Linked DNA regions of Homo sapiens: region 2 is linked to region 1. Evidence: chromatin loops called from intact Hi-C (ENCODE). Cell type or tissue: CD14-positive monocyte. All regions are shown on one strand.

The links. Hi-C counts contacts between places; a loop is a spot of excess contacts. Peaks named below come from ENCODE experiments on the same cell type or tissue, not always from the same donor. Only the 100,000 strongest peaks of a DNase experiment are listed, where the experiment ranks them.
Region 2: it touches region 1 in a loop (3-fold over the local background); 2 of 110 quality-filtered maps call a loop at or near these places.

What each region holds. Positions count from the first base shown.
Region 1 is chr20:45,795,466-45,803,465 of GRCh38, reverse strand. DNTTIP1 (deoxynucleotidyltransferase terminal interacting protein 1) reads right to left here. Exons shown (of 13, transcript NM_052951.3): 5 at 2,324-2,392; 6 at 2,008-2,064; 7 at 1,409-1,467; 8 at 88-133. Among named protein-coding and RNA genes, the nearest start is that of DNTTIP1, 7.5 kb to the right of the region's middle. In CD14-positive monocyte, CTCF peaks have their summits at 3,921 and 4,124 (motif pointing left); a DNase peak (open chromatin) is centred at 4,105; H3K27ac peaks cover 1,786 bases.
Region 2 is chr20:46,106,915-46,114,914 of GRCh38, reverse strand. No RefSeq gene overlaps it. Among named protein-coding and RNA genes, the nearest start is that of CD40, 7.4 kb to the left of the region's middle. RefSeq lists enhancers at 6,070-6,119, 6,200-6,519. In CD14-positive monocyte, no CTCF peak of the experiment used is centred here; DNase peaks (open chromatin) are centred at 3,444 and 6,344; H3K4me3 peaks cover 999 bases; H3K27ac peaks cover 1,979 bases; H3K27me3 peaks cover 836 bases.

The DNA.
Region 1 (8,000 bases):
CCCTGCCCCTTTCCCTCATGGTGGGTCCTAGAGATAGTGGGACTATCTCCTGGGATCGTGATCTCTGCCATGCTCACATAATCATACCTTGGGGCCTTCCCGGCGAATTGGTTCACAGGATTTTGGTTTCCATCTGCTTGGAAGGAAAGAATAAAGGTGAATTCTCCAAGGTGAGACCTAGGACTAAATGCCAGCTTGCTGGTGGTGGTAGGAGTTCCTCACACACTCTCACTTTAGCCCTGGACATCCTCCTTCGTGGTGACACATAAGAGGAGGAACAAAGGGAAAAAAAGCACTGGACTAGAAGCCATTCTAGCACTAGCTCTGCTCTTACATAGTGGCATGAGCAACTCCAAGAACCTCTGAGTGGCAGTTTTCTCATCTGTCAAAAGAGACAAAAACAGCAACTGCCCTACCTATCTTGTGTTTGTGAGGAATAAAACTGCTTCGTGTAGGAGACACATCTAAGGTATGACAGTTAATACTAGCCCATCTACTAAGCCAGCTGTTCCAAACTAACCCCACGCCCCTGAACCAGACCAGTGTGGCTTTATTTGATTTAAATACTGGGCTCCCATGTAAAGTTTTGTTTGAAAAAGATTCTGCTGCTTCAGAATTTTTTTTAAAAAGTGGGGTTGGGGGTTGGTTGAGGGGGAAGGAAGGATGAACAGGCAGAACACAGAGGATTTTTAGGGCACTGAAAGCACTCAGTGTGATACTAGAATGGTGGATGCCTGTCACTATGCATTTGTCTAAGTTCATGTACAATACCAAGAGTGAACCCTCATGGAAACTATGCACTCTGAGGATCAAGACGAGTCAAAGTAGGCTCATCAAATGTAACAAATGTACCACTCTGGTGCCTGATGTCGATAATGGGGGAGGCTGTGCATGTGTAGGGTCAGGGAGTATACGGGATATGTCTGTACCTTCCTCTCAATTTTGCTGTGAACCTAAAACTGCTCTAAAAAAATTAAGTCTTAAAAAAATATATATTTGAAAATGACCGTCTTGGAGGCAATGTTAACGATATGACATTAGGCAAGTAATTCTCTGAGTCTGTTATCTGAAAAATTAATGATATCTTCTTTACAGGGTGGCTATAAAGATTAAAAGGTAAAGTATGTAACGTATTTAGACCAGTCATAAGCATCCAATATATACTAACAATGACAAACCTCTGGAGTTTAATCTTTCATCAAGCTGGGCCAAACCGTTCAGGGGGTAAAACAATTTCCTCCTCACTACCCTCCTTCCTCACCCCTCCAACCAGGATAACCCCCCTCCACGATGACTTAAGCTGATGGATCTGATTTTGACAGGCACAGAACCCTGGACTCTTTTCCTTCAGGGCCCCTCTCTCCGTCTGCTCCCCTATGCTCTCACCACACTGTTGGTCCCTACTCACACCATGCCGGCGGCTGCCCGGTCGCTTGACAGGATGTGTCCAGGAGGCCGTCCTTTCCTCTGCCACAAAAAACAGCTGTCAGAGGTCTGACCCTGTGGTTACTCCCCATACCCCATTGGCAGGTCCAGGGTCACTTGGCAGAGATGGTTTTCCAAAGAGATCAAATGATGTTTGACAGGGACAGGGAGAAAAACTGCCTCTCATGTCTAGGAAGGCTCAAAAGGGCTTTGAGGAAGCCCAGTACCTTGCGGAGTGAAGAGCCTTTTTTGAGAGACAGGGTCTTACTCTGTTACTCAGCCTGGAGTGCAGTGGCATGATCATAGCTCACTACAGCCTTGAACTCCTGGGCTCAGGTGATCCTCCCACTGCAGCCTCTCATGTAGCTAGGACGACAGAAATGTGCCAGCATGCCTGGCTAATTTTTTTTTTATTTTAGAGACAGGGTCTCACTATGTTACCCAGACTGGTCTCAAAACTCCTGAGCTCAAGTGATCCTCCCCGCTTGGCCTCCCAAAGTGTTGGGATTACAGGTGTGAGCCACCACACCCGGCCTGACAAGCCTTTTTTCAGCCAGAAAACAAAACAAGGAAATGGTTTACCTTTTTAGGAAGGGGGCTTCCTCGATGGGCACATTCTTCTTCTGCCTGACGGCCACGCTAAAAGAAAAGGGAAGGGAGTCAGTGGAAGGCCAGTGCCTGGGAGCTGCAGGTCTTCTGGAGTTGCAGAAGACAGCCCTGGACTACAGCTCTCCAGCCCCGCTCTGACCCAGGCCAAAGAAGCCCATCCAGCATGATGCTGTGTGGGCCTGGTCCTACAAATGGAAGTACATGGAACCTCCCTGGGCCCACATATTTCACTTGCCTCCCAGCCTGAAGGACCTCCCGCTCCAATACCCGAGAACACAGTGACTCTGACCTTTATTCCTGGAAGCTCATGGGTCAATCTGGGTATTACTTTTTCTCCATCTGAAAAGAGCAGTTTAGCCTGAAGGGAAAAAGACCAAGTGTTACCAGTCACTATTTTGGTGGGTAAGCACACCCTACCTACTTCCTTTTTTTTTTTTGGAGACAGAGTCTTGCTCTGTTGCTCAGGCTGGAGTGCAGCAGCACCATCTTGGCTCTCTGCAACCTCCATCTCCTGGGTTCAAGTGATTCTCATGCCTCAGCCTCCAAAGTAGCTGGGACTACAGGGGTGCGCCACCATACCCAGCTAATTTTTGTATTTTTGGAAGAGACGGGATTTCACCATGTTGGACAGGCTGGTCTTGAACTCCTGACCTCAAGTGATCGGCCCACTTCCAAATATATATATATATATATATATATATATATATATATATATATATATATATATATATATATATTTTTTTTTTTTTTTTAAATTGAGATGGAGTTTCACTCTTGTCGCCCAGGCTGGAGTGCAGTGGTGCTATCTCAGCTCACTGCAACCTCCGCCTCCTGGGTTCAAGCGATTCTCCTGCCTCAGCCTCCCAGGCAGCTGAGATTACAGGTGCCCACCACCATGCCCAGCTAATTTTTGTATTTTTATTAGAAACGGGGTTTCACCATGTTGGCCAGGCTGGTCTCGAACTCTTAACCTCAGGTGATCCACCTGCCTTGGCCTCCCAAAGTGCTGCGATTACAGGCATGAGCCACCACGCCCAGCCACACACATATATATATTTATATGCATAGAAATAGATATCTATTTTTAAAAAAACTTGAATTAATGATCATGGCTGGAAAAATTAAAAAATGTAAAAAAGCAAAATAAGAAAAACCTGGAATCTCATTACATAAACTACTATTAATGTTTCAATGTAAATTCTTCCTTGCTTTTCCCATGTAAATACATACTGTATGTTTTTTCAAACTAAATACATTAGTATAACACATACTCCTCAGTAAGCTGCTGTTTTTCTTTTTTCTTTTTTTTTTTGACATGGAATCTTGCTCTGTTGCCCAGACTGGAGTACAGTGGTGCGATCTCGGCTGTCTGCAATCTCCGCCTCCCAGGTTCAAGCAATTCTCCTGCCTCTGCCTCCTGAGTAGCTGGGATTACAGGCGTGCAACCACACCCAGCTAATTTTTTTTTTTTTTTTTTTTGGTATTTTTAGTAGAGATGGGGTTTTATCACGTTGGCTAGGCTAGTCTCACACTTCTGACCTCGTGATCTGCCCGCCTCAGCCTCCCAAAGTGTTGGGATTACAGGCGTGAGCCAGTGCGCCTGGCCTGCTGTTTTTCTTTTAATAAATACTGAGTACCTGGGACCTAAGTGCTGTGGACACAGCAGTAACTAGGACAAGCTCTTGTGGAGCTTATAGTTTGTGGGTGATCTGGATAATAAGCACAGAAACAAACAAGGTAACTGTGGATCATGATAGATGCTGTGAGAAAAAAAGAAAAAAACCCAGGCAGATGTGACAGAGAACCACCAGAGGGGAAGGGCTACTTTGCGGGAATGGCCAGGGAAGGCCTTGCTCAGAAGGTGGCCTCTGAGTTGAGATGTGAAGGAGGCTGTAAAAAAAGCTGGGCAGAAGTGTTTCAGCAGCAGGGAGGAGTGCAGAAGCTCAAAGGTGGGAACACCTGGCTCATTTGACAAAGAAAAGGATGGAATGGGCAGAGGGGAGATGGTGCAGCAGGTGGAGAATTGGGTTCACCCGACCTCTGCCAGTGGCATTTGACAGTGCTGAGGGCTCCCCCTTCTGGAAACACTCTTTTCTACAGGCTCCTGTGGCCACACTTCCTGTGTTCCTTCTACTTCTCTGGCCGTTCTTTCTTAGCCTTCTTTGCTGGCTTTTCCTTCTCAATCTGGTTCTTTTCCCTATCCTCTCTCATTACATATTCTATCTGCTCTCACCTATTCTCACAGCTTCAATTAACATCTATAAACCACGATTCCATAATTCAACTGTAGACAAAAGGTTATCCTCTGAGCTCTAGACTTATATACCAAATAGTCTGCCCCATGTCTATGCTTGGATGGCTCAAAGCTGCTAATCCATAATTGGATTCATGCTCTTCTCCTCCAAACTTTGTCCCTTTCCAGTGAAGGGTGATCAAGTCTCAATGTGTAATTATGCACACATTTGTTGGTAATCTAATTCACACCTGTCTGCTTAAGTAGGCTGTTAAGTTCTATTAGAGCAGGAAGCTTGTTTGTTCATTTATCATTTGTTTGTTCCTTCATTTACTCAATAATTCAGCAAACTCTGTACACATACTAAGAGTCATATTCCAGGGCTGGGAATACAGTGGTGAACAAGATTAGGCCTCAACTCTTGTAAAGCTCAAGATTTTAGCAGAGGTAGGAGTGCGAGGGGAAGACCTCTCTGATATTTAAACTAAGATCTGAAGAAAAGAAGGAGCCGGCTTTATAGAGTTAAGGGTAGAGTACCCCAGGTACTAAGAACAGCAAGTGAAATGGCCTAAGCTTGTGCTGGAGGAGCAGAAAGGAGTTCAGAACAGCCAGAGTATAGTCAATAAAAAAGAGGTGAGATGAAATGAAGTTAAAGAAGCAGGCAGAAGCCAGTCGAGGGTAGGCTCTGTGGGTCATGGTAAGGCATTTTTTTTTAAATTATACTTTAAGTTTTAGGGTACATGTGCACAACATGCAGGTTTGTTACATATGTATACATGTGCCTTGTTGGTGTGCTGCACCCAGTAACTCGTCATTTAACATTAGGTATATCTCCTAATGCTATCCCTCCCCCCTCCCCCAACCCCACGACAGGCCCCGGTGTCTGATGTTCCCTTTCCTGTGTCCATGTGTTCTCATTGTTCAATTCCCACCCATGAGTGAGAACATGCGGTGTTTGGTTTTTTGTCCTTGTGATAGTTTGCTGAGAATGATGGTTTCCAGCTTCATCCATGTCCCTAAAAAGGACATGAACTCATCACTTTTTATGGCTGCATAGTATTCCATGGTATATATGTGCCACATTTTCTTAATCCAGTCTATCATTGTTGGACATTTGGGTTGGTTCCAAGTCTTTGCTATTGTGAATAGTGCCACAATAAACATATGTGTGCATGTGTCTTTATAGCAGCATGATTTATATTCCTTTGGGTATATACCCAGTAATGGGATGGCTGGGTCAAATGGTATTTCTAGTTCTAGATCCCTGAGGAATCGCCACACTGACTTCCACAATGGTTGAACTAGTTTACGGTCCCACCAACAGTGTAAAAGTGTTCCTATTTCTCCACATCCTCTCCAGCACCTGTTGTTTCCTGACTTTTTAATGATCACCATTCTAACTGGTGTAAGATGGTATCTCATTGTGGTTTTGATTTGCATTTCTCTGATGGCCAGTGATGATGAGCATTTTTTCATGTGTCTTTTGGCTGCATAAATGTCTTCTTTTGAGGAGTGTCTGTTCATGTCCTTTGGCCACTTGTTGATGGGGTTGCTTGTTTTTTTCTTGTAAATTTGTTAGAGTTCATTGTAGATTCTGGGTATTAGCCCTTTGTCAGATGAGTAGATTGCAAAAATTTTCTCCCATTCTGTAGGTTGCCTGTTCACTCTGATGGTCATTTCTTTTGCTGTGCAGAAGCTCTTTAGTTTAATTAGATCCCATTTGTCAATTTTGGCTTTTGTTGCCATTCCTTTTGGTGTTTTAGTCATGAAGTCCTTGCCCATGCCTATGTCCTGAATGGTATTGCCTAGGTTTTCTTCTAGGGTTTTTATGGTTTTAGGTCTAACATTTAAGTCTTTAATCCATCTTGAATTAATTTTTGTATAAGGTGTAAGGAAGGGATCCAGTTTCGGCTTTCTACATATGGCTAGCCAGTTTTCCCAGCAGGATCATGGTAAGGCATTAAGACTTTATTCTCCCTGCAACAGGAAAGTCACTGAAGGGTTTTTAAAATGGGGAGTGACATGATCTAATTCATCTTTACGGAGATCAGTCTGGCTGCTGTGAGAAGAGTGGATTGGAACTGGGTAACGGTGAATGTAACTCTGGACTGAGATATAAATGTGTGAATTATGAGCGGCTGAATTGGCTTCCAAGCCACAGGACTAGATGAAAACACCTATGAAAACAGTGAGCCATGAAAGAGAAGGGGTTTGAGGACTGAACTTGGGAAGGCACCAACAGTTAGAGGCGGGGGGTGAGAGAGAAGAGTAGGCAATGAGGTTGGAGCAAAGTCAAGGCACTCTAGCCAACAGAGGAGCATTCCAAGAAACGCGAAATGATCCATTGTGACAGATGTCACTGAGAAGCTGAGTAAGTTGAGGACAGTTAGGGACCAGAGGGTTTGACAACACGGAAGTTACTAGCGACCCCGACAAGAGGGGTTCCAGTGAAGTAGTGGGGACTGAAGCGAAAACAAAGTGAAGAGAATGAATAGGAGGTGAGAAAGTGAGCCAGCGACTATTGGCGACCTTTCCTGATGTCTCCCTATAAAATGGTGATGGCAACAATTCCTCCTAATAACAGCAGCTGACACATGTAAACAGGTTCTCTACTATCTTGGGAACAGTCATTTATAGACCTGATGTCATGCTTCCTGACCACACCAGAGAGGCAGGGAGGCAGCAGGGTGCTCATCCCCATGATACCAAATGGGGCCATGATAACTTGATCCACCACGCACCTGCAGGGGTGAGACAGATCTTAGCTATTCTAATTATTATGTGTCTTAAGCCATTTCTTTTTTTTTTTTTGCTTTGCTTTTAAAAATTTTTTTCTAGCTCTATTGATGTATAATTGATAAACAGAAATGGTATATATTCAAGGTGTACAATGTGATGAATTGACATAGATATACATAGTGAAATGATTACCACAATGAAATCAATCAACACATCCACCACTACCATTTTGTGTGTGGACACTTAAGATCTATGGTCTTAGCAAATTTCAAGTAAACAATAGAGATAAACTATAGTCATCATGCTGTACATCAGATTGCCCAGAACTTGTTCATCTTATAACTAAAAGTTTGTACCCTTTGATTAACATCCCCCCACTTCTCCCCTCCAGCTACTGCCATTCTACTCTCTGCTTCTATGAGTTTGCTAAGTCACAATTTCTTCATCTATAAAATAGTAATTAAAAGATATCTTCTGTACATAGTTTCTTCTGAGACATAAAAAAAAATAATGCATTTATCCTGGTACCTGACATATAGTAGCTACTTCCCTTCCTTTCCCTGTCAGCAACAGCCTCAAGCCTATCTCAATATGTGGCTTGCTGGGCATTCCCCAAAATACCACTGATGACAAGATCACATTTCTTTTTTTGTTTGTTTTTGAGACAGAATCTTGCTCTTTCACCCAGGCTGGAGTGTAGTGGTGCCATCTCGGCTCACCGCAACCTCTGTCTCCCAGGTTCAAGCGATTCTCGTGCCTATGGCTCCCAAGCAGCTAGGATTATAGGCGTGCACCACCATGCCCAGCTAATTTTCGTATTGTTTGTAGAGATGGGGTTTAGCCACGTTGCCCAAGCTGGTCTCAAACTCCTGGCCTTGAGTGATCTGCCCACCTTGGCCTCCCACAGTGCTGGGATTACATGTGTGAGCCACCACGTCCGGCTTAAGATCGCATTTCTTATCAGAGGCTCGAGAGCTAAACCTTGTGCCTGCAT
Region 2 (8,000 bases), 310 kb before region 1:
AGTGGCAATATTCGGAGGCCAATCAAAAAGGGAACAATGAAGGGTTCTGCAATAGGAATGGGGCAAAGGACATTCAAAAGAGTAGGGAGCCAGGATTTTGGAAACTCAGAGATGAAATGGCCTTTGTAGGGAGGTGGGTTCACAGTGCCAGGTGAATGGGTGAGGAGCATGCCTAGAGGTCCAGTGTCCACAGCGCTGCCAGAATCTGGCATCCAGAGTGTTCTGTCTAATATGCAAATCCAATTGTGTTGCTCCAAGGTTTAAAGTGGCTCTCCAGGGCCCTCACCCCTTAAGCTTGCAGAGCTGCAAGGCCATGGGCCTCCTGGTGTACATCTCTAAGCATCCTTCCTGCCTTCCCCTTCATGCTCCAGCCCCACTCCCCAGATGTCCCGTGCTGTCACCTCTGCCTGGAGAGCTCCCTTCCCACTGCCACTCTCCTTTCACCTGGCCAACTCTTTCTCACCCTTCAAGGTCCATCTCAGGCAACCCTCCTCTGGAAATCTCTCTCTAACAACCAACCTATCCCCCTGTGCTCTCTCAGAACCTGGGGCAGCTTTACCCAAGCAAGACTCTAGCCCGACCACACTGTATTTCAATTTTTCTGTTTACTTGTGGAGCCAGTGTATTGAGGCGATTCAACTCTGTGGGGTATAATGATGAAGATTTTCTCCCCTAATCTCTGCCTTCAGCCATGCTGTGTTGAATCTCCCTTTTCCATCCCTTAATGACATTTTGGGCAGATTGCATTACTTTTGGATCACTTTCTGTTGTTAAACCTCCATCCTTTAGACCTTTATTCTCAAACTCAATTTAAATCTCATTTTATCTTCTCTCTTACTCATTCAAGAGTTAACTTGAGCCAGGACCCTGCCTGCTAGGAGGAAAAGGACTTGGTGGAGGTGGGGCGGATGGTCTGATTGGGAGACATACCCTACCACCCCCACCCCAACCCCGTGTCCATATATGGTTTCTCATGGGCAAATGAGTAAGTTCCTTAGCGGCTTCTCCACTGCACAATTCTCTCACAGGGTCATCCAGCCCAGGCTTGACCTCGCCTACCCCACCCCACCACCTAGGGCCTACCAGTGTCCTGACCCTCTTGCCCAGCAGTCAACCTGCTTGAGTAGGCCACCAGAAAAGTGCTCCAGCCAGGCTGATTACTGCAACGTCCACTTGACCTAGAGAAGCTCACGCATCCAGTCAGCTACACCACAATGCCCCTCTTCTCACCTCTCCTCTACCCTGCTCAGATAGGCACAGTCCACTGCCCACAGTCCACCACCCATCAGGGAACAGCATCCCAGCACCCCATGCTTGCAGTCACCTCTCAGTCTCCATGAGGGACTTCCTTTGAATTTCCACTACCCCACCCTTAACGGGGAGGGAGGAAATGGCCTTCTCCTATGAACACCTGACTACTCAGTAAAACCAAGGACCTCCTTCCTCCCCAAGATTGCTGTATGGGCAAGGAAGAGGAAATTGGAATTTTGGGCTGTGGGTGTAAAGCGAGTTCTGCCTCCTTTAGTAAACCTGGAGGGAAACTATCTGGCTCCCTAAAATACAGGGTACAGAGGACCTGTTGGCTTTGGCTGTGGGCCAGCCATGTGGCTGATTCCTAAGGAACAAGGAATTTGCACTCAATCGCCTTTGGATCAGGCCATCCCTCACTTCTAACTTGAATTGTGGAGAGGAGGAACAGTGCCTCCTTTATCTTCTTAACCTAACACCCACACAGAGTCTGAACACCTGCCAGATGCTGAACAGGTATTTGTTGAATAAACGCAGAACTATAGAGTAATGAGGCTGAAGGGATCCCTCAGACCCACCTGCCCATTCCCACACCGTCCTGGGTAGCAGCCCATCTCCATAAGATGACAGGGCTCTCTAGCTGGGATTCCCAGGCCTAACTATGGACAAAAAGCTTTCCCTTTAGCTCACCAGTATCACGTGGGAATTTATCAAAGGGAACTAAGAAACTCAGAAAAGAACCCAAGCAGAAATTTGGAAAACCCAAGAGCCGGCAAAACAGATGCGAGAACAAAGCAGAGAATGTCTTGATCCTTATCTGGTTAAAGCCACTTACTCGGCTGATCTGATCCCCGCACAATGAGGCCTGGAGCCTGGTCCTCAGCCCTCCCAGACTCTGATGTTTGGAAGAAGAGATGCTTTGGTTGCAGGGGAAAGGATCCAAGTTTTTACTGTGACCTCAAGAGGCTGCGTGACCTGGCCATTGGCAACCTTGGTTCCCACCGCAGAGCTTTGGCTATGCTGCCCCCTCTGTCTAAAACGCCCCTCCTCCCACCTTTCATCTGCTGACTCTTCCTCACCATTCATGTCTCAGGGTAAGTGGCCCCTCCTCAGAGAGGCCTTCCCTGACCATCTTATCTAAAATGAGTTTCCTCTGCTACCCACCCACCTCCCCCGCCACTGTCCTCTCTTGTAGCACCTGTTCTAATCAGAGTTGTCCTTGCAAACAAGAGAAGATGTAGCAGTGAACTTAAATAAAAGAGGACACTATTGAAAGGGTGTTGGGCAGCCCAGAGAGCCGACAGGAAGGCTCAAGGGAGGCACCCAGGCAAAACCACAGGAGGCAGGGAATAGATGAGACTCTGCCACAGAAAAGTTCTATAAACCATCTCTGTGCCAGCCTACCTCCAAGACAGCCCTCAACAATCCCTACCTCCTGGTCTTCACACCCTTATGTAGTCCCCTTCCTTATTGTACCAGGGTTGGTCTGTGTGACCAACAGAAACCAGCAGAAGTGAGTGTAGGTCACATCAAGGTTAGGTTACAAACCCACTGAGGTCAGGTGCAGTGGCTCATGCCTGTAATTCCAACACTTTGGGAGGTCAAGAAAGGAAGGATCACTTAAAGCAAGGAGTTCTAGACCAGCTGAGCAACACAGCAATAATTCATCTCTACAAAAAAATTAAATAAAAATAAAAGGACTGAGGCTTCCATCTTATGTGTGCACTGTCTCACTCTTCTTTTTCTCTCTTCTCTCTCTTCTTTCTCTCTCCCTTCTCTGTCTCCTCTCTCTCTTCTCTCTCTCTTCTCTTTTCTCTTCTCTCTCTCCTTTCTCTGTCTTCTTTCTCTCTCTTCTCTCTCCTTTCTCTCTCTCCTTTCTCTTCTCTCTTTTCTTTCTCTCTTCTTTCTCTCTCTCCTTTCTCTCTTCTCTCTCTCCTTCTTCTTTCTCTCTCCTTTCTCTCTCTCTTCTCTTTCTCTCTCTTCTTTCTCTCTCCTTCTCTTCTCTCTCTCCTTTCTCTCTCTTCTCTCCTCTCTCTCTCTCTCTCTCCCCTCTCCCCCACCCCCTGCACTGTCTCCAGGCCCTCTGGGGAAGCAGCTGTCTGCCATGTCGTGAGGACACTCAGCACTCAGGCAGCCTATGGAGAAGTCCATATGGCAAGGATTCAAAGCTTCCAGCCCTCAGCCACATAGGAAGTGAAAGTGGAAGTGGAAGTGGAAGTGGACCCTCCCGCAGCAGTCAAGCCTCATATGACTTCAGCCCCAGCTGACACATTGATCCCAGTGGTGATCTAATCAGAACCACCCAGCTAAGTTGCTTCTGGATTCCTAACCCACAGAAACTGTGAGATAATAGATGTTTTCTTGTTTCAAGCCACTAAGTTTCAGGTCAACCTCTTACCCAGCAATAGATAATGAACACAATCTCTAACTACCCCTGAACTTGAGCATCACTCCTTCGAGGTTCAAAGTCTTGGGAAAGGAATCAGAGTGGCCACACTTGGCTTACAACGCACATTCTATGCCTCCTTGGCTTCCTTGTCAAGCCTCCTGCCCTCCTTCCCCTCAAGTAAGAAGGGTACACATCCTGAACATCCAGAACAATCCATCTGCCCTGCAATGTTCCCTCAGAACACTCGGCACAACTTGTTGTTCTCTATGCAGGATGACATTTTTCTCCTTTCCCCTTGCTCTTCCTAATTTTGGGCACACACCAAACGTAAGAACCAGAGAGGGCAGATAGTTTTTGGCCCAATAATGCAGGGAAAACATCCTCAAAGTTCTGATTGCCTTAAAAATGCCAGACCGTGAAGAAAGACCCATTAGAAGGCAACTTCTGCCCAGTGAATTAGCTGGGGAAAAGAAAAAAGCACTTTGAGAATCAGGATCTAGAGATACAATTCTGTATATTTTCATGCAGCCATAGCCCAGTGAGTAATCGAGACTTTCCCACTCAAGATAAATATGAAACAGGCGCTTTATTACAGACCAAAAAAATCCATGGTCCCATCTCATAATGAAATCAGCATTTTGGTTTGTACATTTGCGTGTGCCACCTTTTAATCCTTGCCTATAGGGACCTTCAGATTTTTCTTTCCAAGGGATATCATAAATAGATTATCTATTTTACATTTTCCTATAATATTAGACCACGTATATTATTTCCACCTTTATAAACTCCTATTTTTATTTTTTCTTTTCTTTTCCTATTTTTTTTATTGGAGACAGGGTCTCACTCTGTCACCCAGGCTGCAGTACAGTAGCACTATCATAACTCACTGCAGCCTCAAACCCCTGGACTCAAGTAATCCTCCCGCCTTGGCATGTATTTTTTTTTTCTTTATCTATCTTTACACCTCTCTCCCCATAATAGCCTGATAAATATCTGTCTACACATTTAAGAATATATTTGTTCATTTAATAAGAAAAGGAATCTCTATCTTTTTTTGCAGTCATTTTTGTCACTTAATAATATATCATGGAAATAATTCCAGGTTAGTAGATACAGATCGTACACATTCTTTCTTTAAAATAATTGTGTAAGATTCCATGGTGTGGACTTGTCACAATCAATTTAACCATTTTCCTGTTGATGTACATTCAGGTTGCATCCAGGTTCTCTCTACTGCAAAGCAGGCTGCAACAATGTTTTTACACGTATGGTTAGGCACGTGTGTTTTTATTTCTATACAATAGATTTCTAGAAGGAATTTGTGGGTATTTATATTGTAAATGCTAACAGATATTTTAAAGATACTTTCCAAAAACCTTGGGAAATTCATATGTTTGAAGGGACCTTTACTCTGCCTTCTCCCCAGTACTAAATGTTATCATTCATTTTAATATTTGACCATTTGATGGTGAAGAGAGAGATCTCTTTGCTGCATTTATTTACATTTCCTCAATTATTAGGGAAGTTGAGGATCCTATCAAATGTTTATCAACCATTTGGATATCCTCCTCTGTGAACTAACTGTATATATCCTTTGTCCATTTTCTATTAAATTGTCTGTTTCATATTAACTTTATTCAATCATGTAGTCACTCAACTAATATGCATTGAGCACTTACTAGGTCACGTGAACTAGACAAAATCCCAGCCCTGAATATTAACCCTTTACTCTGTCATCCATGTTGAAAATCAGCTCAGATGTCTAATTGTATCTCCAGTCTCTCCTCTACAGATAGGCTCTGGTACAGCAGTCCCCAACCTTTTTGGCACCAGGGGCCAGTTTTGTGGAAGACAATATTTCCACGGATAGAGGGGTTGGGAAGGATGGTTCCTGGTTTTGGATAAAACGGTTCCACCTCAGATCATCAGACATTAGATTCTCATAAAAAGCACGCAACCTAGATCCCTCACCTGCGCGGTTCACTATAGAGTTCGCAGTCTCATGAAAATCTAATGCCATCGCTGATCTGACAGGAGGCAGAGCTCAGCCTGTAATGCTCGCTAGCCAGCCGCTCACCTCCTGCTGGGCGCCCGGCTCCTAACAGGCCACGGACTGGTACCGGTCCACAGCCGGGGTGTTGGGGATCCCTGCTCTGGTAGATTGTAGTCATTATGCTTTCAGGTTTTATGATGTAAAAATACCTAATAATACCTAGTACTAGCACCGCTAGCCACTAATTGGTTAGAGCAGAAAGAGGACTTAATCCAATCCCCATGTAGCACCTTGTTGGTACTCCACCCTCAGGCCTTCCATATTCACTGTTCCCACTCTTCCTGTCCCCTATCTCAAGCACCTGTGACCTTCTGCCCCAGAGCCTTTTTTGGCCACAAGAGCATGTTTAGCCCTTCAGAGGGCAGGCCAGAAGGGCTGGAGATAATGCAGCCTTCTACCAATGACAGATGAGGAGTTGGTGGATCAATGCCGCAGCTGCCTTTCCCCGCAGCTGGGATAACTAAAAGGTATGTGTTCTACACTGTCTGTCCAGTCAAGGTGAAGCCACAGTTGCCCACTGTGTAACCTGCTCATTCACCCACCCTGTAATGGCTTCCTTCTCCTCTCTGTCTCAGTTCCCCATTACCCCATCAGTGCTCCCCGGAGTCACCTCTCAAAGAAACTACTTGCTACTTGCACTCAAATCTTTGTCTCAGTTTCTGTTTCTGGGAGAATACAGCAAAGGCACTTTGATTTACAAATGAGGAACTAGCAGCAGGAGGCAGCATCGATCGATGAGTAAAAGTGTAATTTCTGAAGTCATAGGCCTGGCCCAAAATCTGATTCTGTTACTGACTGTGTGTCCTTGAGCATATTCTTAACTTCTAGTTTCTTCTCTGTGAAATGAGCCTAAGAGCTCACATGGTTATTATAAGGACTAAGTTAACTATGTGATTTTCTCACATAATGTCTAATAAAAAATGGTATTACTCTTTAATATTAGAAAACTGAGTTCTAGAGAACAGAAGTAGCTAGCCTATGGTCACCCAGGAAACTGGGACCCTTATGCCCCATTTCAAAGACTCTATTCTCTGTCATCCTTTGGGCCAGGGATGTTACAGTCATGGGATTTCCCTTGTCCTAGGCTTTAAATACTCCTAAACATCTAGGTGGATTGGAGTGTTGATTTGTGCTGTCCAATAGAACTTTCTGTGATGATGTAAACATTGTATATTTATGCCATTCAATATGGTAGCTACCACTAGCTACATGTGCTTGTTGAACATCTGGAATGTGGCTAGTACCACCAAGAAAGTGGGGGTTTTATTGTATTGACTTTTATCAAATGTAAAAAGCCACATATAGCTGGTAGCTACTATGTTAGATAGCTCAGGTCTAGAGAAAAGGGGTTGGGGCCAGGTGCAGTGGCTCACACCTGTAATCCCAGCACTTTGGGAAGCCAAGGAGGAAGGATCACTTGAGCCTAGGAGTTTGAGACCAGTAAGGACAGCATAGTGAGATCCCATCTCTGTAAAAAAAAAATTTTTTTTTTAAGTAAAAAATTAGAGAAAGGGGGTTGGGAAATGGTGGAAAGAATCTCTCTTAGGTCTTTTCTTCTCCCCAGTCTCTCTTACCTCCAGTCTCCCCTCCCAGCCTGAGCTATTCATCCCCCTCATCATAGGTCTCCACCTTTCCCTCCTTTGTACGTGTTAAGTTCCATGGAAGGAAGCAGCAGGGACTGTGACAACTGTTGTATTTTCATACACCCAGCAAGGTGAAACAAACTCCTTTGTGATCCCTGTATTGAAAGACAAGACGAATACCTGCTATAAATAAAGCTGAATAAAGATTCTTTTCTAGATGGCTTCCATTGTTCCCTCTTCTCTTACAGTATTCACGCTGAGATAATTTCCAGCTTCTCAGATCCTCCGTAGTTATAAAACATACCATTACCTCATTTTCATTTCATTAGATTTACAGATCACGAGACTACTTTGATCCTTACCAAGTTCATCATTAATGGTTTCAAAATAATGATTCTTTCCGTTTCAGCATGAGCCAACACAGAATTTCCTACCCATGTATTCTTTTATCTCTTGCTTCCTACTTTTAACTCCCTAGTCTAGACAATAGTGGCTAATGGAGTTTTCCAAATGCTGACGTGAATTTCACATCCATAAAGACATTCCCCGCACAGTTCTGTCACCCCACAGCAAAAACAGTAAAAGTAATAATTTCTTTCCAAACTACTTGATCCTGATGGATGCCATAGAAAGGTATCTGATAAACCACCAGCTCTCCCAGGCTATATTTCCATGGTACCTGTAATTAACCCTGCCAGGTACAGTGGAACATGTGGGCTTAGTAGTC